Regions from separate parts of the Homo sapiens genome. Here all the other regions are linked to region 3. A link is an interaction called in ENCODE POLR2A ChIA-PET data of the cell type or tissue named here. Cell type or tissue: CD4-positive, alpha-beta T cell. All regions are shown on one strand.

Region 1 (4,000 bases), 84 kb after region 3:
GCTTCTGGAACGCCACATTCTTTGCAGTTCCACAGTGTGGAAGGCCCTGAGGGGGTTGCTCCCAGGATCCCATGTTCCCTGGGGCACTCGGATTCCAAAGAGAGAAGCCGGCCTCTGTTTCCGGCTCATTTCCTAAGTGAGCCACTGCAGGGCTCCAGAAAGGTGGAGTCCAGGCAGCTGGCTCTGGCCTCTTTTCCCAGCTACACACAGCATCCTGGCCCCTGTCCACAGCCCCTCCATGTCTGGGAGACCAAGAGACAGGTCTAATGCCGTGCCCAACCTATCCCCACTGTGGGAAACTCTTTCCATCACCCTTCCTCCCAGCGGGGACCACTTTCCACCTTTTAAATAATTAAGTTGGTCTCCAAACCACCAGTTACCAAACCCTTCTGCCCTTGGTAATCTTCCAAAAAATTTACAACAACAACTCTCCTTGCTGTGTGCCAGGCCCCAGGCTAAGCCACTTATACCCTAGATACCAATCCCTGGGGATGGATGTCATCAGTATCCCCATTTGACAGATAAGGAAGGTGAGGTTCAAAGGGCCTCCTGCCCCCCGTCGCCCCCGCCCTGGCCCTGTACCAGCTTCGAATGCAGTGGCAGGGGGCCACGATCTTGTGCCCAGGCCTGGTTCTCCTACCCCCAGCAGCGGGAGAGAATGCCGGGGAGGCACGAAGCCGATCCCTCCCCAGGGGGCTCCCACAGCTCCCAAGCTCACTGACACTTGGGTTTCCTTCCTCTCCTCTGGCCCTCCCCTGGCCCCCTCTGCTGCACCCCCAGCTTGTCCCACCCACCCTTGAGCTCGACCCCTCTCCCTCCCCGGTTCCCACCATCAAAAGCGCCTGCTGCAGGGCTTGGCTCTGTTTGGTTTCTCCAGAGCCTGCCCAGGGAGCTCTGCCTCTCGGAGGCTGTGTGCTCACTTTGCAAAACAGCAGAAATTTATAGCCCAAGTAATTGATCACGGCGCTTCTGCCTCCCTCCATCTCTCTCGGGCTCCTAATTCCCTTCTCCCGCTCTTCTCTTTTTTCTCAGCGCGCCATCTGTGGTGTCAGAGAAAAGGAAGCCAAAAGTGGGGGGGTGTTTCTAGTCCCAGTTCTGCCAATTACGAGTCACATGAACCTCAGTTTCCCCATCCGCAAAACGGAGAAGCTAATAATACCTGCTCACAAGTGTGCCGGGCCCGTGGAGGCCGGGGCCGGGAGGAGCACCCAGACGGAGTGACTTCTGGCCCTGAGCCACCCTGTGGGGGTGCAGGGTGGGGTGGGGGCCCACCTTCCCAATGGGGACACTGGGGCCAAGAGAGCTCGAGCCATTCACTCAGGGTCGCAGAGCTGGTAAACAGCAGCCCTGGGGCTTGAACCAGGTGAGTTGTACCTCAAAGACGGAACCATTAGGCCACACTCCCCCGACGCCGGCCCCAGGGCCCATCAGAAAACAGGTGAGCCTCCCCAGGCCTCCCAGACCCCTATTTCACTCCATTCTGGAGCTAACTGTGGGGCAGAAGGAGAGGCCACTAGGGCAAAGTGAACACTTTGCAAATTGTAGAGAGCCGCGAGGATGGAAGGAAACTTCACAATCATTCCCATCACTCTTCAGGGCCGGCCCCCCTGGATCAGACCCCTCCACTGTCTGGGAGACTCACTGGGACCTAAGAGCTTCCCTGGCCCTCAGTTGCTGTCTCTCCCTCCAGAGAAGCTGTATGAATAGCGGCCTCCCTCCGGCCAGGCCCCTACACCTGCCAGTCTCCAGGAAGGCCCACAGAACCTTGCAGAACAACTCACAAATGACCCCGAAGAGCACTTCACTCGCCCTTCCGTGGCAGATGAGGCAGCAGACCTGGGAGGGGAGGCCCAGGTTCCCGGCCCGAGCTCTGGGGGGCCCGGGGCTGGAAACTCCCCTCTGAGCCCCACTCCAGGGCGGGGCTGAGGCCATTCCTGACCCCTTCTGTTCGGTTCTGGGGGATGGGGGACGAGTGCTTCCAGGGGGGAAAGTGCTTGTCTTTTTTCCCCTCCGCCCTCAGTCTAGCTTGTCTCTGCCTGTGTACGTCTCTCTGTCTCTCGCTGTCTCTGTGTGTGTCTTTCTCTCCAAGCCCCCAGCCCGCAGGTACGGGCTTGCTTCCACCCGTGCGTGGCCCCCAAGACTGAGCACAGCTCCTCGGGTGTTTGCATCCAAGGTGCCCACAGCGCCCCGGCCTCCTCCCTTCCCCATGGCAGCCCCGGGGGTTGCTCTGGGCAGGGCGGTCCGCAGCTCGGGGGCGGCGGGCACGTTCTGTTCCCCGCTTTCGGGCGGGGACCGCAGGCTCCAGCCCCGGCGGCTGCCTGCTCCCGCCTGGCTGGCGGAGATGAGAGCCGGCTGCAGGGCTGGGAGCGAGGCAGCAGCACACAGAACAAACAGAATTTTTTTTTGCAACTAGAGGGGGAAGCACAGAGCTAAAAATAAAACGAAAAGATCAGTATCTGTCAGTCTGACAGCTGATTGGCTGCTCGGAGATGCATATAATTACCAGCAACTGGCGCTGGGTAGGCAAAGCCGGGAGAAACTGCTGAGACGAGGTTAGGATTTAACCTTTAAATTCTGGAGCCATCGGAAACCGAGGGGAGGACGACGGGTGTCGGTGCTAATGAGGCTGGGGGCGGGCGATGCGCGGTGGGCCTCCGAGTCCGGGGCAGGTCTCGGGGGTTCCCCGGGGAAGGCCCTGGGAGCCCTTGGCCCTGGCGGCCTCCGCCATCAGACTGGGAATGTCTCTGATTGGGTGGCCAGGAGGCGGTGGCCCTCCTCCCCGCCCAGCTGAGGGGTGTCGTCTTCCGCGAAGTTAGGGTCTCACCTGGGAGGCAAGGAGGGAGGGGGCTGCCTGAGGCCCTGGGCCCCTCCGGGACTGGCGCACCCCGTCTCACCCACATTCCTTCGCCTTTCCCTGCCCAGTGTGGATTTCCAAAACCCATCCCCGCTCCCCTCCTTCCTTCACCCCAAGTCACCCGTTCCCAGCTCTGTTTCTTGCCCCACCCAGGGAGGGCTTTTCCGCACCTCAGGCTTGTCCTAGGGCCCCCAGACAGACAAAAACTGCGGCAGTTGAGGGGTGTTGTGCTCTCCCTAAGCCTCAATTTCTTCATCTGTTAAAGGCAGGTGATGAAAATTGGGCCTACCTGGCTGCTGGTCAAATGCCAGGGCTGCTGTGGGCCCAGCCTTGCATGTTGACTCTCACCTGAGCCAGGAGTCAGGAGATCGGGGTTCTAGTCCAGCTGGGAATTGTCCCAGTGTGAATTGGGAGTAAGAGTTCCTGCCCTCTGACCTCTCCAGGTGGCAGCGGGGACCACGTGAGATGGCGTATGTGGCCTTGAGCGATAAACCTCACCTGTCGGGGGAGGTGGGCGAGGAAGCCTGCAGCTCCTGGAACCCACCACTTTTCTCTCCCAGGCCCTTGCCCAGGCTGTGGCCTCTGCCTGGAACCCCTTTTCTTCCCATCCGAGCCCTTCCCTTCAGTGCCTCTTCCTCTGGGAAGTCCTCTCTGGTGCCCAGCCCGTCCTCTTCTGCCCACTCTGGGTTTCGCACCCCATGCTTAGGCCCTGATTGCCTGCTTTGCACACAGGGCTGTGAGCTCCATGAGGGCAGGAACCACATGGCTGTTCACAGCTGTGTTGCCAGGGCCTGGCCTGGAGACCCTCAGGAAGTGAGACATCTGAATCCTCTGCTCTGTGACCCTGGCAGCCAGGTAGAGCCATCTTGGCCATGGCACCCAGGCTTGGAGCAAGCAGCAGCCTCATGGGTGGGGAACCACGTTTCCCCAGCACATCGGCAGGCCCTAAGGGGACATTCGCTTGGCTCTGCCCTCAGAGCACTGATGCCCGGGGGACACTGCCCTTTGTGTGTCCCATGTAAGAGAGGATGCAACCTTAGAGGGGGCAGGGGTAAACATGGTCCCAGGCCCTGTTGTCCCCTCCTAAGAAAGTTCCCAGTTCTGCCTGTCCATCCCTGGCCTTTTCCCTGTGCTGTCTGGGACAGT
Region 2 (4,000 bases), 220 kb after region 3:
CCTACCCCCACAGGGGCGAGGTCAGCACCCTCTGCAGCTGGAGCTTTGAATGTGGAAGCCTGGGGGAGGTTCTGGGGCTGACATGGGTGCTGAGCTGGGATGAAAGCACAGAACGCCTGGGGGGAGCCCCTCTCCCTCTCCCAGACTTTGCTCCCAACCCGTCCTGAGCTCCCCTGCTGGAGCCTCGAGGCAGGCCGAACTTTGCAGCCCTGTCTGCCCACGGTCCCTCCTGCTGTGACTCCCTGCAGCCTGCATTTCATAGTCAGTAGTGGGGGTGGGGGATCCTTGCTGTGGGCTGGAGAAGTCATGGGGCCCTCCTCACAGTGGAGCCTTAAGAGATTGCCCCTATAGCCCCTGCCCCCGGGGGACCCCGGATGCTTCGCTGATCCAAGGGGCACCCACAGAGTCCATGGAAGATTAGGCAGCCCCAGTGACGAGGTTGTTGGATCTGTGCCACTCAGACCTGAGCTCGGGAGAGGTGCCCGTGCAGAGGGGGTAGGATGGAGGTGCCCCAGGGGCAGCAACAACAGAAGGTCCCAGCTCCCTCCAGCCCTGGGCTACTTCCTCTCCTTCCCCAACGGCTGCAGACTCTGGTTAAAATGGCACCTCCGCCATCTGTCGTCCCTCCCCCACCCCGTGGGCACGGCTGTGACGGGGGGCTGGCTGGCCTCGTAAACAGGCGGCTGGCGGGTCCCCAGGGCCGGCGGGTGATAGGGCTTGTGCTGGCACCGAGGCCCAGCCAAGAGCTGGAGCCGGAGAGGCCCCAGGGCGGCCGAGCTGGGGGGGGTAGGCAGGATACCAGGTAGCAGGAAGGTTTCCGCGCCTGAGGGGGCCTGGGTGGTGCCCCAGCTACCTGGCCGCTCCGGGACCTGTGGGGCCCCTTCTCCTAAGTATGCCCACCCCATCCCCAGCATCTCCAGTCCCGGCCCTCTCACATTCGCCTCACCGCGCTTCTGCTGCGCTTAGAGAATCTTAAATCAACACTGGGGTGTGAGAAGCTCCATGGAGCCCCCTAACTCCCCCGCCACTGCAGCGTACACCATGCCGTGGGGATCCTTGCTTTACAACCAGGGAAACTGAGGCCAGAGATCAGGGAGGTGGGAAGGCTGGGCGTGGACCAGAACTTTCCTCCACCTGGTTGCCAGCTAGTGGCGGTTGTGGGGTGAGGGGCTGTCCCAGGGGCCAAGCTCGGGGCCCTGACACTGTAAACAAGCCTCCCAGCCTCAGTTTTTCCATCTGGGGAATGGTGGAATCAAGGCGGCTGCGGAGGCGGGAGGGCTGTCCTGTGAGCCAGAGAGCACTGGGGACCTGCCGTTCTCTCACAGTCCCCTCACCTCTCCACGAGGGAGGACTCGGGGGAGCATCCCGGGAGGGGCTAGGGGTGGGCGCCAGGGGTGCCTGGGAGGGAATCTGTCCGGGTCAGTTCCCTGGCTACCCCTCCCTCCCCCTACCACGGTGCTGCCGGCCGCCCCCTCCTCTCTCCCGCCTTCTGACTGCCAGCTCCTCCCCGCAAAGCCCTCAGACCCCAGCTGCAGGGATTTACAGCTTTGACCAGCAGCTCAGCCTCCCCCTGCTCCTCCTCCCTCCTCCCCCGCCTGCATCTCCCCCCTCCAGCCTCCCTCCCTCCTCCTCTCCATCTTTCCCCTCCATTCTCCTCCTCCCTCCTCCTCCCCCCTCTCTCCTCCCCTCCCTTCCTCCCTCCGCCCTCCCGCTCCCTCCCTCCCGCTCTCCGGGGGAAGAAAGGTCACCGTGCAGCTGATTACTCAGAGCTCAGTTGCTGTAGCAACCGGCGGGGGAAGTGGGACAGGCTGGCTTTGAGGACGCGCGAGGTCGGCCGCGGGCGGCTGGAGCCGGCGCGGGCCTCTGTGCGCCGCGAGAGGGAGGCCGCCTGCAGCCCGGCTGCTCGGCCGCCGCGGGCCCGGCTCCGGGGGTTCAGTTTTAATGAAGAATCCCTGCTCCCTTCTCGCGCCCCTCCCGCTTTCTGCCCACCTCCCTGGGGTCTGGAAGGAGAGGGTCGCCCCTCCCCGCTTTGGCTGCTAAACTCTCTGGCTCTCCCCCCGGCCGCTGCCTGGGTTCTGGTGGCTTCCTTCCTCCTCCTTGTCTGTCGGAGCTCAAGGGACAAGCCCTTTCCCTGGCGCGTGCCTGGTGAAACCCTCGCACCCTTCCCCACCCCCACAAGCCTTTGGCATGGCCTGGGAGACTCCGGGCATCTTCAACCCAGCCAGGGACAAGGGTCCGCGGAGGGTCTGGAGCCCCTCGTGGGCCTGGTGCCCACGGAGTGCCCACCCCTGCCCTCCAGGAGCCCCTGGGAAGGCAGCACTCTGTTCAAGGAGGAAGCCAGACCCAGCTACAAGGGAGGGACCCTCGGCTGATGCAAAGAGGCCGGAGCCCGCATCCCAGCACCGCCCCCGCCGGCTGTCTGCTGGTTCCTTCTCCAAGGCCTTCAGAGAGGATCCCTGAAGCTTGGCAGGGACAGACACAGGTTCTGGAGTGGGCTGGGCCTGAGTTCAAATCCCACACTCCAGTGGGACCCTCATCCACCGCTGATAGGAATGAGAAGTGGTTCGACTACTTTTGGAAAACATTTGGCACTTTTAAAAAAGTTGAACATACTCTTACCACGGATCTGACCATGGCACTCCGAGGCTTTTATCTCCAAGAAATGAAATCTCCACCGGCGCAGTGGCTCATGCCTGTAATCCCAGCACTTTGGGAGGCTGAGGCGGGCGGATCTCTTGAACCCAGGGGTCCAAGACCAGTCTAGGCAACATAGTGAGACCCTGTCTTTACAAAATATTTAAAGACTGGACGGGCGCGGTGGCTCATGCCTGTAATCCCAGCACTTTGGGAAGCCGAGACGGGCGGATCACGAGGTCAGGAAATCGAGACCATCCTGGCTAACACGGTGAAACCCCGTCTCTACTAAAAATACAAAAAATTAGCTGGGCATGGTGGTGGGTGCCTGTAGTCCCAGCTACTCTGGAGGCTGAGGCAGGAGAATGGCCTGAACCCGGGAGGTGGAGCTTGCAGTGAACAGAGATCATGCCACCGCACTCCAACCTGGGCGACAGAGCGAGAGTCTAAAAAAAAAAAACATATATGTATATATATATGCCGGGTGTGGTGGCTCACGGCTGTAACCTCAGCACTTTGGGAAGCCAAGGCAGGTGAATCACCTGAGGTCAGGAGTTCAAGACCAGCCTGGCCAACACGGTGAAACCCCATCTCTACAAAAAATACAAAAATTAGCCAGGCATGGTGGTGCATGCCTGTAATCCCAGCTACTTGGGAGGCAGAGACAGGAGAATCGCTTGAATCTGGGAGGCGGAGGTTGCAGTGAACCGAGATCATGCCACTGCACTCCAGCCTGGGCAGCAAGGGCGAAACTCCGTCTCAATTAAAAAAAAAAAAAAAAAGAATTAGCCAGGCATGGTGGTGCACACCTGTAGTCCCAGCTACTCAGGAGGCCGAGGTGAGAGGATCGCTTGAGCCAGGGAGGTTGAGGCCGCAGTGAGCCAAAATTACGCCACTGTACTCCAGCCTGGGCGACAGAGCGAGACCATGTCTCAAAAAAAAAAAAGAAAGAAAAGAAAAGAAAAGAAAAGAAAGAAAAAGAAAACAATGAAACTCACCTCCACACAGAGCCTTGCACATGAGTGTTCACAGCAGCTTTATTTGTAAAAGGCGGAAACTGGAGACAGCACAGTGTTGCTCCGTCCCGCAGGCAAAGGGAGCAACAGGTTGTGGCACATCCGTCCCATGGAAGGCGACTCACCAACAGGAACGACCGTGCACACAGCACCACAGCACCATGACCAGGAGAGGAGCCGGAACAACCGTGCACACAGCACCACAGCACCATGACTGGGAGAGGAGCCGGCAGCCACCAGCAAGGCATGGGGGATTGTGTCGGTGTGAAGTCCCGGAAGATGCGTGCGAGTCGGTAATGACAGAAAGCAGCTCTGTGGTTGCCTGGGGATGCTGGGGTCCAGGAAGGACT
Region 3 (4,000 bases):
ACTGTTTTGACTTTCCAAGTCTGTCCACTTCCATGAAATGGGCGAGTCATAGGTGCAGAGATCAAGACTCCAAGAGATTGAGTTGTGTGGCCAAGGTCACCAGATCTGGGACCCACCCTGAGACTTCACCCCTCACTGCTTGTGCCACCAGCCATCTCATCTTTGCTCTCTGGCTTCCAGCCCCTCTGCATCTCTGGCCAATGGTCTGAGAGGTGAAGGGACACGTGTCCCCTCTGGGCTGAAGCACAGAAGAACCAGAGCTGACTTCCCTGTAGTCTGTTCCCCTGTTCTAGTGACTGAGAAGATCACTTGTTCCAGATGAGGAGCTACAAGATGGTGGAGCCCCTGGCCTGGATCCCTGTGTGGCCATGTGGAGCAGAGCAGTGGCCATATAGCCTTCATGAGAGACAGACTTCTGTTATGTTGATCCACTGAGATTTTGAGGTTGTTTGTTCCTGCAGCAGAGTGTCACGTAGCATGGCTAACACAACACTCTCCCACCTCCAAGGTGCCTACTCACTATGTGTGAGAAGATGGGTGAGCACCGTCCACATCCTCCACCTGTGCGGATCCTCAGGAGGTGCTCATGGCCACTTTCTGGAATGGCCTGAGTGAGGCTGAGCCATACAGCTGCACAGGATATTCTGGCTTTTGCTGACGTGGTCTCTTGTCCACGCTGGGTCCTTGGCAGGGCTTGGGCCCTAGGCTGGCAAGGCTGCTTCCCTTCTCTGCTGGGCCTCTCTGAACCTGGCAGAGCCACCAGAACCTGGGCACAGCTGGGGTCCCTCCTGTGTGCACCCCTCTGGAGCCAAGCCCTTCCACAAAAGTCCCAGCTGCTGCTGGCAGGGTGGAGGGACATCTGGGCCACACAAGCCTTGGTGCCTCTGCCAGTGCCAGAAACCAGGCATCACCCCACAGCTAATGTAGGCCTGGTTGGCAGGGAACATGGCCTGCTGGGAGCTCGTGCCTCTGGGCCTCTCCAGCCTCATCCCTGCCCACCCTGCCCCCACCCCCATGCCATCCTCTGTCTTGGATCCTTTGCTCCAGCTGTTCCCTCTGCTGGAACACCTTTCCTGCCCGGCCTCCTTTCCCCCAATCTGGACGCCTTCCTCACCCTGGAAAGGCCCTTCTTCCCTCTCCCATTGCACTATGCCACTTGGACATGGACCCTGTCACTTGGCTGTGTACCCCTTGGTTGGCTTGCCCATCTGTTCTACGAGGGTATGGTCCTCGAGGGCAGGAACTGTCCCACTCTTGGGACTGAGCCCTGGCTTGGCCATGCATGGCGTGAGTGGAATGAATGAATGGACGCCCGCTCTGCTTGGGAGACTGCACCTGTCCATTAAGCACCTGCTCCAGGCCAGGCCCGTCACCACCCCCACCCCCCACTGTGCTCGGGCTCCTTTTGGGCCACCATGAGCTCATGAGGTCATCGCATAGGCTCATAAAGTTGTTGTTATTGTCGTTGCTATTTTTCATCCCTGTCTTAGCCTGGTTGCCCTGAAAACAGAGCCTGTGATGAAGACTCAGGTGCAAAAGGGAAGGGCTCCGAGGGGGCTGTGTGAGGGGGTGGGAGAGTGAGGCTGAGCAGGAGAAGCCCATGTTAGGGTGTCATGGGGCTGGTCACCACTGTGGGCAGGGTGGCCTCCATCCCTACTGGGCCCCTCCAAGGGGTATATGGAAAGCAGCCCTCATCCCTCCAGCGTCCCAGCCCTCGTTGGTAGAGGTTGCCCTGGGCAACCCCGAAGTGCAGGCCTTTGGTGAGGACTCCCATTGGTGCCCCTCACCACTGTGTTGTCAGGGGGTGGGTAGGGGATGCAGAAAGTGAACTGAAGGACACACAGTGGGTGCAGGGGGCCACGCGCCTGCTGGGGTCTGTCCCCTTCCTGGAGCTTGCCTGGACGCAGTGATGAAGCTGCAGGCATGTGACACATTTGCTTCAGCTCCCATTCTACAGACAAGTCAACTGAGGCCCAAAGGTGAGGTCATTGGAATAGTGCCTACAGTCACTTTAAGGATGCAAAAGTGCTTTGAAGACTGTCAACTTCATTCTTTCATCCTTTCAAACCACATCCTGTTGCTGCAGGTGGGGCACGTGAGAAGCTCACATCCCTGCCCCAGCAGCTTAGGTCCTGGGGGTGGGACTGTGGGTGCTCACGATCCTCAAAGCTGCAGTGCCCAAGGTTAGGGAGCCACTGCTGCTGCGGGGCGGGGTCAGGCAGAGCCAGGCTGTGTCCTGGAGCCATCGGCCCCGTTGCAGGTGCTGCTCTGACTCTTCAAGTCTGTCCTCTCCCATGAGACGGGTGAGTGACAAGGCTCACCTTACACGGCAGTCTAGGGGGACTCAGTGGGTCTTTGCTGAGATAAGTGTGCAGTTGGGAGTTCTTGGAGCTGGGCAGCCCTGGGGCTGCAGGGACAGGCTCTGGGGTGGGTGGGGAGGATGCTGGGTGGGCGAGCAGACTCTGGGGGAGGGCAGACCCCGTGCCAAGGACTTTTTGCACCTTTTCCTATTTCACCCTCCCAGTTGCCCTGTGAGGCACACACGTGATCATCCCATTTTACAGATGCAAAGGAAAAGTGGCTGCGAGGGCCAGCTGCTTGTTCAAGATCATGCAGCCAGCAGTGGCAGAGCTGGGGACAGAGCCACGGCTGCTTACCACGAGACCACGGGCCTCATAGTGGAGGCCTCAGTCCCCAGCACAGTTCCTGAGACACAGGGCTTTGGAATGACATGGTGTGTTCCTGGGGGCTAGGGGTCCTGGGAACACGGGGCAGCCGGGGGTCCTACCCAAAGCCAAGCCTGTGTGTGGTAGGGGCTGCTTTCATTCTCTTTCCCTCCCCTCAACCTCCCCCCTGCCCCCGGCCCCTCCCCACAATCATTTTTTCTGCTTGCCCTGCAAGGATGTAGCCCAGCGGCTGTTTTCAGCTCTGGAAGTACCGTGCCTATAGACAGCGCTTGGCCAGGGCCTGGTTCTGGGGCCCCTCCCAGCCCTCTCCCCTTCAGATATTGAGGTTCCTCTTCCAAACGCTGGAGGAGTCCAGGGGCTTGCTGCCGGGCCAGGCCTGATTCTAGCCCACCTCCCTCATCTCCAGTCCTCACCTCCATCCCTGCCCAGGTAGTGAAATTTTAAACAGGCACATTCCTTCTGCCCAATTTTCATTAATTGGATCTAAAAGGGTTTCTATTTTCTCCCTGAACGCTGATTGATCCTGCCGAGGTAAACAGCACCGCCAAAAACAGGGAGGGGGGTGCTGCCGAGGGAGGGAGACGGGATAACTAATGTTACTTGACATTTACTCAGAGAGAGGAAGGGAGGAAGGGAGGGAGGGAGGTGAGTCACACGCCAGAGCCTCAGCCCCCAGATTCTGCAGAAATGAACAGCCATGAGGCAGGCGGGAGCGAGAGGGCTCCGAGAAGCTTCAGTTCCCCCAATTTTGCAGGCTTCAGGGACCCCTGGGGGTTCTCCACTCCTGGGAGGAGAGGGTCTCTGCGTCCTTAAATGGCTGTGCATTTAGCTCTGAAGGTGGGACCCCTGAGGACGCAGGCAGGCTGAGCTGATGGCTTTTCTGTTTGTGACACGAGAGATTCGAGTATATGTGAATGTATCTCTCCCTGGGGGAGCTCTTTGCAGGTGGGGGGTGGTGGAGGTGGCAGGGAGGGTTGGTGCTTGGTTTCTCCCCCTGCCAGAAAAACCCAAAAGCTCTACCCAGCAATCTTTGTCCCTGGCTGCCTCAGTTTCCCAACTTGGTGCTCTACCCACTAGAGTTTATAGGAGGCATAACTGTGGTTTGGGAACCTCGGATCAAGGGGAAGATGACAGGTAACCAGGGCTTGCTCTCTGTACTGGGATGGAAAAGCTCTGGCCCCACCATTACCACCTGTGACAATGGCCTACTATGTGCAGGGAAGTCATCTCTTCAATTGTTCAACAAGTGTTTGCTGAGCAGCTGCTAGGAGCCAAGCTCTCTGCTGGTTGCTGGAGCTCCAGGAGGGAAGAGC
Region 4 (4,000 bases), 150 kb after region 3:
CTGGGCCATTGTGTTTCTGGATAATGGGTGGAGGTGGGAAACGAGAAAGGTGCAGGCGCTTGAAGAGCAAAGGCTCCTCCTAGAGCCGCTTCTCCAGCCTGCTGCAGCCAGGCCTGGGTTCCCCATGGCAGCTCCCCCTGCCCTCTCCACGCCAGTCCTGTGTGAGGCATGCACTTGAAATCAAACCCAAATTCCCCTCTGCAGCCTGCATGCCCCTCCTGGCCTCTGCTCCTCTGCTCAGCCACACAGCACGTTCTGTCCCTCAGGGCCTTTGCATAGGCCTGGGGTACTCTGTCCCCGGGCTCCCTCCTCCGGGAGGGCCTTACTCCCCATGCGCTCCCATCTGTTTACCTGGCTCTTCGTGTCTTCCGCATGTGGCTGAGCTCCCAGCGCAGTGGAAGGCTCTCAGTAAAGATCTGTGGGATGGTAGGGGCGGAAGGGCGGTGGCCCTCTCTCTGGCTCCCCGGATTCCAGTCCTCACAGCCCATTAGTAAGCACCTACTGTGTGCCAGGGCCCAGCCCAAACTAGCCAGTGGGGTGACCTTGGGCAGGTGGCACCACCTCTCAGACCCCTAGTCTGTCCATCTTTAGCATTAAAGGAGGCACAAGTCCCCGAGGGCTCCCCACTTTGGTTTTTTTTTTTGTCTTTTTTTTTTTTTTTTTTTTTGAGATGGAGTCTTTCTCTGTTGCCCAGGCTGGAATGCGGTGGTGCGATCTCGGCTCACTGCAGCCTCTGCCTCCTGGGTTCAAGGAATTCTCCTGCCTCAGCTTCCTAAATAGCTGAGATTACAGGTGTGTGCCACCACACCCAGCTAATTTTTGTATTTTCAGTAGAGACAGGGTTTCACCATGTTGGTTAGGTTGGTTTCAAACTCCTGACCTCAAGAGATCCACCTGCTTTGGCCTCCCAAGTGCTGGGGTTGCAGGCGTGAGCCATGGCGCCCGGCCCCTATTTTGATTTTGATGGTGGGTCTAGGCTTTCTGCAACTGGGCAGTCTGCAGAGCTCTGTGGGGCCTCTGGGGTCTGCAGCTTCCTGGGCACCCCCCAGACTCCCATGTGGCTGCCTTTGCTGAGAGCACCCTCCCTGCTTCTCCTGGTGCCTCCAGGGGACACCCCCTGGCTCAGGCCTCCTTCAGAGCTGTCCTCACACCCCATTTTGATTGTTTACCCCTCTGTCTCCCACTGGGCTATGACTGGGACAAGGCATTTTCTTTTTGCATCCTAGCTTAGTTGGGGACACCCTGTGTGGCCAAGTGTCCCCAGGCTCACCCAGCTGAAACAAGATCTGGGAAGGGTCTGGCAACCCTCCCACCAATAGCTTCCCAATGGGAAGAAGCCACACCCTTCTGTGTCTGTTGAGAAGCTTTGGGGCTGTTTACTGCCCACCAAGCTCTCGAAACTGTGGCTCTCGAAACCCAGAGGGAAGGGGAGCCTTATCACTAGTCATGGCTTCTGCTTGATATCTGTCCAAAAGGCCTGACTTCATCAGCCAACAGGCATCCCAGCCTTTTCTGTTAAGTTGGGGTCTGTTTCCACACTGAGAGTCCCTGGGGGGCCTCTGGAGTGGGGATGCAGGCATGGCAGAGCACTAGGTGGGCACCCAGCTTCTCAGACCTCTCTCTTTTCCCACCCAAGCTCCAGGGGCAGAAAACAACCCACACCTGCCAGAAACCTGACCAGGCTGCAGAGCTGGAAAAGCTGGTTTAGTGCAGGGAGGGTGGGGGCAGGGAGGCGGGCAGGGTGAGCCCTTCTGAGGCTGCCAGGCGCTGCTCACATCAGCCGACTGGCCGTTGGCCTCTCAGGACTGTCACTTGGAAGTTCCTTCTCCAAGAGATGGCTATTGCCAAAGTCATCTGTGCAGTGACCACTGCAGGGCCTGGGCGCTCCCGGGAGCCGCAGCGCAGGGACAGTCCGTGCAGACGGGTGGCGGGGGAGGCGGGGGAGGGCAAAGGCCTCCACTCTGCAGGTAGCCCGGGCCTGGTGGGCGAAAGGACTCAAACGCCAGAGCTCTCTGACCCTCGGCCGCCAGGGTTCAAGGCTGGGCCCAGCCGCGCTTTGCCGGGGTCCAGGGCGTGAAGGATCGTGGGGGACCCGATGGATCCTGGGGCGCCCGCTGGGGGCCTCGCGCGGGGACCTCCCGGCTGCTTGAGAGGCGGAGGCAGCAAGAAGCAGGAAAAGGAACTGGGGGGACGCGAGCGAGTGGCAGGCCCTCCTCGGTGGCCGCCGAGCGCGCGCCCAGCTTGGGGAACGCGCTGCCTGCGCACCCGGGCGCGCCCGGGAAGGCCGGCTCGCTGGCACCGCGTCAGTTTCCGAGCTGTCTGTGCATGTCTATTTCTTTCACTAGAGGTTGCTCACTTTCACTTCTTGGTTCCTTTCGCCTCCTCTGACGGCTCCGGGAGCGTCTGTGCGCGCGCGTGTGTGCGTGCCCGTGTGCCCGCGCGCGACCGGCGACCCCGCCCCGCGCCCCTGTCCCTAAAGGGAAGGGCGTCCCGCCGGGCGTCGCGGGGCCTAAATGAACATGGGAACCTGCGCTGGGGAAGGCCCGCCAGGCCCTGCTGGCCCAGGAGGCCCGGATTACAGCCCAGTCTGCGTCGCTGCGGGCAGAAGACCGCGTTCATTACCGGTGCCCCTCGTCCCCACCCACTTCTCTCTCTTTCTGGGTCTCCAGACAACCTTCCCGGAAGCTGCAGCTACTTCTTCTGACTTGGACTGGGGGTAGGGTAGGGTAGGGGGCGCTTTCTGCCACCCCTTTCCCCCATCCCAAGGAAACCGAGGCCAGTATGGACGGGGCCTTGCTCCACTGAACAGGAAGCGACACCCTGAAACTTTTGCTTGAGCAAGTGAGGTTTGGATGGGACCGAGAGGGACCTCCGCAGCTTCTCCCCTCCTCCCCACCCACTCCTTACAGTTCTTTTACACACCCTGTTCCTGGGCCCTACCTCAGGGCCTTTGCACGAGCTCTGGGCTCCAACAGGCCAGAGACCTCTATTCCTCACTAATTGACCTTAGGCAAATTCCTTAACCTCTCTGAGCATCCATTTTCTTGGCTGTAAGATGGGCTCAGAATAAGATGTTTGAGGGTTCAAGGTGATGACCAATACAGAGCACAGGACCAGGCACTTAGGGCAGAGCAAAGGACATGCGTTGGGCCAGGGCAGTTGTGGGGATTATACAGACGCTTCCCTCGCCTGGGGTCCCTCCACTCTCTCCAGGGAGCCTCTTCACCTTCCACCCACCCGCAGTCCTCAATGGCTGACTTTCACTTGGTACGATTCCCTGCCCCAATCCCTGCTGTGAGGACCATCCGGTGGAAATAGAAAGAGGGCCAGGTCTGAAGGCTGGAGAGCTGGGTTCAAATTCTGGCCAGTTCTGTCTGGCTGTGTGATTATGTGCAAGTTGCTAGGCCTCTCTGTGCCTGAACTTTTTTCTCTGTGAAACTGAGGCAGAAGGCTGCCTGGCCTGCATCTCAGGGCCCTCAGAGGATGAAGCAGAGCGCGGTGGGATGTCATTCCAAGCAGTGAAAAGCCTCAGACAGAAGCATGTCGCCACTGTCATTTACACCCGTCCTTGCAGCATGGATTCAGGCTTGAGGAATCAGCTTGTCAACCCCATCAGAGAGGTCCCTGCCTCCTGTGCTAATGGGAGGTGGCTGGAAGGCCACTTCCAAGAAATTTGCAGCTTGATGGGCTCTACCACTCACATGTAGCCTTGGACATCAGTTCCAACAAGGAGGGTACTTGAGGCACGGTGACAGCCCCAAAAGGGAGTGTCCTGGGAAAAGAAGCAATGTGTACTTCTCCAATGAGTAAGGCCTTGGCCAGGGACCATGGTGCGACCTTCCTCAACCCTGCCACCCGGCACCGACATTGACTCTCCCTCACCCCACATACTCCCTCCTGGGCACCAGCCCCCGAAAGGACCCAATGTAGTGGCTCCATCCAGATCTCCCATGCCCCTGTATCAAAGCTGCCATCTTTCCCCCAAGTTCACTGCTCCTCA
Region 5 (4,000 bases), 390 kb after region 3:
TGCCCTTGTGATCCACCTGCCTCGGCCTCCCAAAGTGCTGAGATTACAGGCGTGAGCCACTGCGCCTGGCCTAACTAGATGGTTTCTAAGGAGCCCTCCAGCCCTTGCACTCTGCAAATATTTATCAAGGAACTACTATGTGCTAGGCTTGGGAATTCAGAGATGCCAGAGGCTTTGAGGTCAGGGAGCCGGCCAGTCCTGGGAAGGCCTTGGAGCGTGGCTGTGGGGAAGGGGCTTGCTCTTCTGTTGACAGGAAATAAGACAGGGCTGGATTTTTAGGCATACAGAGAGCTTGGATCAGAGCTGCCCCCTGGCGGAGGATTCCGGACACCCCCACCGATTGAAATTGCCCAGGATCAATCCCTTTGCTTAAAGACACAGAAAATGAAGCTTGGGAGAGGGGCTCAGACCAGGGGTAGCAGTTGTGACCTAGAATAGTCTAGAGGGTATGCCAAATAAGATGCACATACACACATCCTGCGGACTCAATGCAGAAGGGGCTTTTTAGCATCCCCTTTCTACCGTAGCTTTCAACACATTTAGAGCAAACACACTTTAAGCACCTTCTGTGTGCGTCGCCCAGAGGAAGGAACACCAGGATAGTATTATTATTATTTTATTTTTGAGACAGAGTTTCGTTCTTGTCACCCAGGCTGGAAAGCAATGGCGCGATCTAGGCTCATTGCAACTTCTGCCTCCTAGGTTCAGGCTATTCTCCTGCCTCAGCCTCAGAGTAGCTGGGACTACAGGCATGCACCACCATCCCTGGCTAATTTTGTATTTTTAGTAGAGACGGGGTTTTGCCATGTTGGCCAGGCTGGTCTCAAATTCCTGACCTCAGGTGATCCGCCTGCCTTGGCCTCCCAAAATGCTGGGATTAGAGTCGTGCACCACCGTGCCCTGCCAACACAAGGATATTATTAATAGTATAGGAAAAATGAACTTAAGATGGATATTGTCATTATAACAGCTTCCATTTCCTGAGAACCCACTGCAGGTGCTGAGCTGAAGGTCTGACGTGCAATGTCCCACAAGTTTAACCCTCTCAGAGCATCAGAAGTTGAGTAATTATTACGTTGCTCAACTTCCTCTTCTGACAGGAGACTGAAGCTCGGAAATGTTAACAGGCTCTACCCACCTGCAAGCTCCCGTTTCCATCACCGCTGCCTCGGAGATAGCTCCAGAATTTCTTTGCATGGGAGGAGCCTAGGGAAGGGCCACGCTTTTGGAATGGAAACGTCATGGGCTTGTTTTGCTCATTTCAGTGGGAATCCCATGGCACTGCCGAGAGTATTTCTTTTTATTTTATTTATTTTGGGGGGTCGGTATTATTTTAAGATGCTAATGGAGATGGGTGGATTTGAGGACCAATGGCTTTTTTTTCCCTTTTTACTCAAAGCCCGCACAACACACTCGTTTTTAGAAGTCCAGCCTGCAGCCTCCAAACGAACTGTTGTACGTGCTGGGGACGGGGAGAGGGCGACGCTGCGGCTCTTTTCCGTTCGGGAGGTCCTTCTAGATTCCCAAAAGTCAATTTAGTCAAGTTTTGAGCTGTAACCTGTGTTGGGCGCGGTGGCTCACGCATGTAATCCCAGCAGTCTGGAAGGCCGAGGTGGAAGCCTCGCTTGAGGCCAGGAGTTCAAGATCAGCCTGAGCAACAGGGTGAGACCCCGTCTCTAATTTTTTTTTTTTAAAGAAGTCAAATTAGGCCAGGTGCGGTGGCTCACGCCTATAATCCCAACACTTCGGAAGGCAGAGGCGGGCGGATCACTTGAAGTCAGGAGTTCGAGACCAGCCTGGCCAACATGGTGAAAACCCGTCTCTACTAAAAATACAAAAATTAGCTGGGTGTGGTAGCTCACGCCTGTAGTCCCAGGTACTCTGGAGGCTGACGCAGGAGAATCGCTGGAACCTGGGAGGCAGAGGTTGCGGTGAGCCGAGATCGCGCCACTGCACTCCAGCCTGCTTGACAGAGCAAGATTCTATCTCAAAAAAAAAAAAAAAAAAATTTAAATTATTTTTCAAAAGAAGTTAAGTTAAATCCGGAGCCCGCGCGGGGGAGGGGCGAGCTGAGCGAGGGGGTGGAGCCAGCCATGGGCCCGCCCCTAAACGCCCGGAAGTGACGTTGGCGGACAAAGGCAGCGCGCGCCGCGAGCTGTCGCGTCTGGTCGTGGTCTGGCGGAGCTGCGGTTGGCTTGTGGCGTCTCCGCCGCCGCCGCCCTCCCTTCCTCTTCCCCATCTTCTTCTCTCGGTCCCGGGAGCCCCCGCCCGGAGTGAGTAGCGCGAGGCGGTGCGAAGGGTAGGCAGCCGCTGGGAGAGGGGAGGCTGCGACCCCTAACTGTTTCGGCGCCCTGAGGTCCCGGGTCCCCGGCTCGTCACGTGACCCGGCGCGTGCGCGCGGGCCGGCACAGGCCTCACGTGCGCGTCCCCAAGAGGTCTACGGGCCGGACCTGGGCAGGGACTACGGAGCAGTCCATGGGTCGGGGTACAGGAGGAAAGTCAAGGCACTCAAAGCCCAGGCAGGGCACTCCCCCACCCCGGTCCCCAGACCGCAGCAAATCCCTTTCTCTGAGCCTGTTTCCCTTCCGAGAAACAGGGATATGGAGAGCGCCCACTTGGAGGATGGATGGGAGGAATCGGTAAAATCGGTAAAATGCCCAGTTCAGAGCCTGGCACAGTTAAGTGCCCGCTGCACAGAAGTTGCTGTCGTATTTAACCTTGGGTGCCACCCGAGCGCCAGCCCGACACAGGTGCAGCTCAAAAAAGACAGCCCGAGAGCCCTTGCGGCCAAGGTCAGCCTGTCTGCAGGGAGGCTGCCATATCGAAAAGCCCAGACTTTGCTGCGCACCAACTGTGTGATCTCTCCCTCTGGACTTTGGTTTCTCCTCTGTACTATAAGTGATTGCCACAACTGGTGTCAGAGGCCCTGACAGCGGGGAGGGACAGTGTAACCGGTGGTTGTGGTGTGTAGAATGATTGCCCAGTGAGATGGGATGAGCCTCTGGGAGGAACCAGGGCTGGTATAAGGAGCCTGGATTCCCTCCTTAATTCTGTTCTCGGCTTCCTGTTTGTATGTTTAAAGACACGTCACTTCCTTTAGTGTGCTGGTTTTTCTCTATGTAAACTGAGGACTGTGCGGGGGTTGGAAGGATGCATGGAGCGTTTTGGTGGAGGCCGGAAGCCCTAGGATCACAAGGATGGCATCTAAAAAATCTCGGTGGGGGTTCTGTGCTTATAGGCAGAGGAAGCTCACTCCCCACTCTGGCTGATTTGCAGAGCTGTTTGAGTCTGCTGGCTTGGCCGCCCAGCATACCAGTAACAGTCCCCTAGGTGTGTCCAATACAGCTTCTGTGGCATTCTAAGGCAGTTTTCCCATTTGATCCTCATAGTGGGCAGAGTTGACAAGAATCTCATTTGACAGAGATTTCTAAGCTCAAGAGAGAATATGTGCCCGGCACTGTGCAAAGCACTTTAAGCTTTTCATATGCACTTTTAATCACAGCCTTTCTGTAAAGTCGGTATTACTGTTCCATTTTATAGGTGAACTGAGGAATGGTGAGGTTTAATGTCTTGTCTGTGCTTACACAGCAGGTGTGCAGAGCCAAGATTCAGATCTGGTTCATCTGGCTCCATCAGAGCCTTTGTTAGTTTTTAAATGTATCCCCTGTTTTGTCTTCTTCCCTCCCTTTCTCACTTCCTTCTTTTTCTTAGAGCACTCTGCCGTTTGCATGTGGCCTGCTGCTGTCCACAAAGATCCAGGGAGGATGGACTCTGTCCACTAGGCTGCTAGAGGGTGGAGGTAACTTTTAGGCAGGCTTTTCCGTAGAGACTTACGTGAGGAGGATGAGATGACTGCAAAAGTCTGCCGGTGACAGTTTCAGCACTGTTTTCTTCCATGGGTCGTGGGAGAAGAGATGCAGTACCTTGGGTCTGAACACCTTGGCGGGGAGGAGGAGGCAGCAGCCAGGTGACTGTGAAGGATGTAGGATCACATTTACTG

Evidence for each region. Peaks named below come from ENCODE experiments on the same cell type or tissue, not always from the same donor. Only the 100,000 strongest peaks of a DNase experiment are listed, where the experiment ranks them.
Region 1: POLR2A ChIA-PET joins it to region 3 with 16 read pairs; 10 of 35 experiments call an interaction of 5 or more read pairs at or near these places.
Region 2: POLR2A ChIA-PET joins it to region 3 with 13 read pairs; 4 of 35 experiments call an interaction of 5 or more read pairs at or near these places.
Region 4: POLR2A ChIA-PET joins it to region 3 with 14 read pairs; 7 of 35 experiments call an interaction of 5 or more read pairs at or near these places.
Region 5: POLR2A ChIA-PET joins it to region 3 with 20 read pairs; 6 of 35 experiments call an interaction of 5 or more read pairs at or near these places.

Annotation. Positions count from the first base shown.
Region 1 is chr9:129,318,495-129,322,494 of GRCh38, forward strand. LINC02913 (long intergenic non-protein coding RNA 2913) reads left to right here and starts at 2,522. Exons shown (of 2, transcript NR_149714.1): 1 at 2,522-2,552; 2 at 3,298-4,000. RefSeq lists enhancers at 1,992-2,051, 2,532-2,581, 2,904-3,472, 3,473-4,000 and a silencer at 2,212-2,331. In CD4-positive, alpha-beta T cell, a CTCF peak has its summit at 2,416; a DNase peak (open chromatin) is centred at 2,447; H3K4me3 peaks cover 1,169 bases.
Region 2 is chr9:129,458,733-129,462,732 of GRCh38, forward strand. No RefSeq gene overlaps it. Among named protein-coding and RNA genes, the nearest start is that of LINC00963, 28 kb to the right of the region's middle. RefSeq lists enhancers at 1-3, 380-901, 902-1,422, 1,554-2,177 and a silencer at 1,817-2,106. In CD4-positive, alpha-beta T cell, no CTCF peak of the experiment used is centred here; DNase peaks (open chromatin) are centred at 659 and 1,769; H3K4me3 peaks cover 2,451 bases; H3K27ac peaks cover 2,111 bases.
Region 3 is chr9:129,234,009-129,238,008 of GRCh38, forward strand. It overlaps IER5L-AS1 (IER5L antisense RNA 1), which reads left to right and starts at 2,221. Exons shown (of 7, transcript NR_187590.1): 1 at 2,221-2,303; 2 at 2,565-2,734. RefSeq lists an enhancer at 3,102-3,396. In CD4-positive, alpha-beta T cell, no CTCF peak of the experiment used is centred here; DNase peaks (open chromatin) are centred at 2,103, 2,653 and 3,323; H3K4me3 peaks cover 2,292 bases; H3K27ac peaks cover 1,589 bases.
Region 4 is chr9:129,381,416-129,385,415 of GRCh38, forward strand. No RefSeq gene overlaps it. Among named protein-coding and RNA genes, the nearest start is that of LINC01503, 46 kb to the left of the region's middle. RefSeq lists silencers at 2,042-2,261, 2,412-2,531. In CD4-positive, alpha-beta T cell, no CTCF peak of the experiment used is centred here; a DNase peak (open chromatin) is centred at 2,376; H3K4me3 peaks cover 1,372 bases; H3K27ac peaks cover 1,238 bases.
Region 5 is chr9:129,624,023-129,628,022 of GRCh38, forward strand. NTMT1 (N-terminal Xaa-Pro-Lys N-methyltransferase 1) reads left to right here and starts at 2,141. Exons shown (of 4, transcript NM_014064.4): 1 at 2,141-2,273. RefSeq lists enhancers at 62-201, 212-261, 2,114-2,652 and a silencer at 2,266-2,505. In CD4-positive, alpha-beta T cell, CTCF peaks have their summits at 319 (motif pointing left) and 518; DNase peaks (open chromatin) are centred at 309, 1,049, 2,159, 2,749 and 1 weaker place; H3K4me3 peaks cover 2,765 bases; H3K27ac peaks cover 1,851 bases.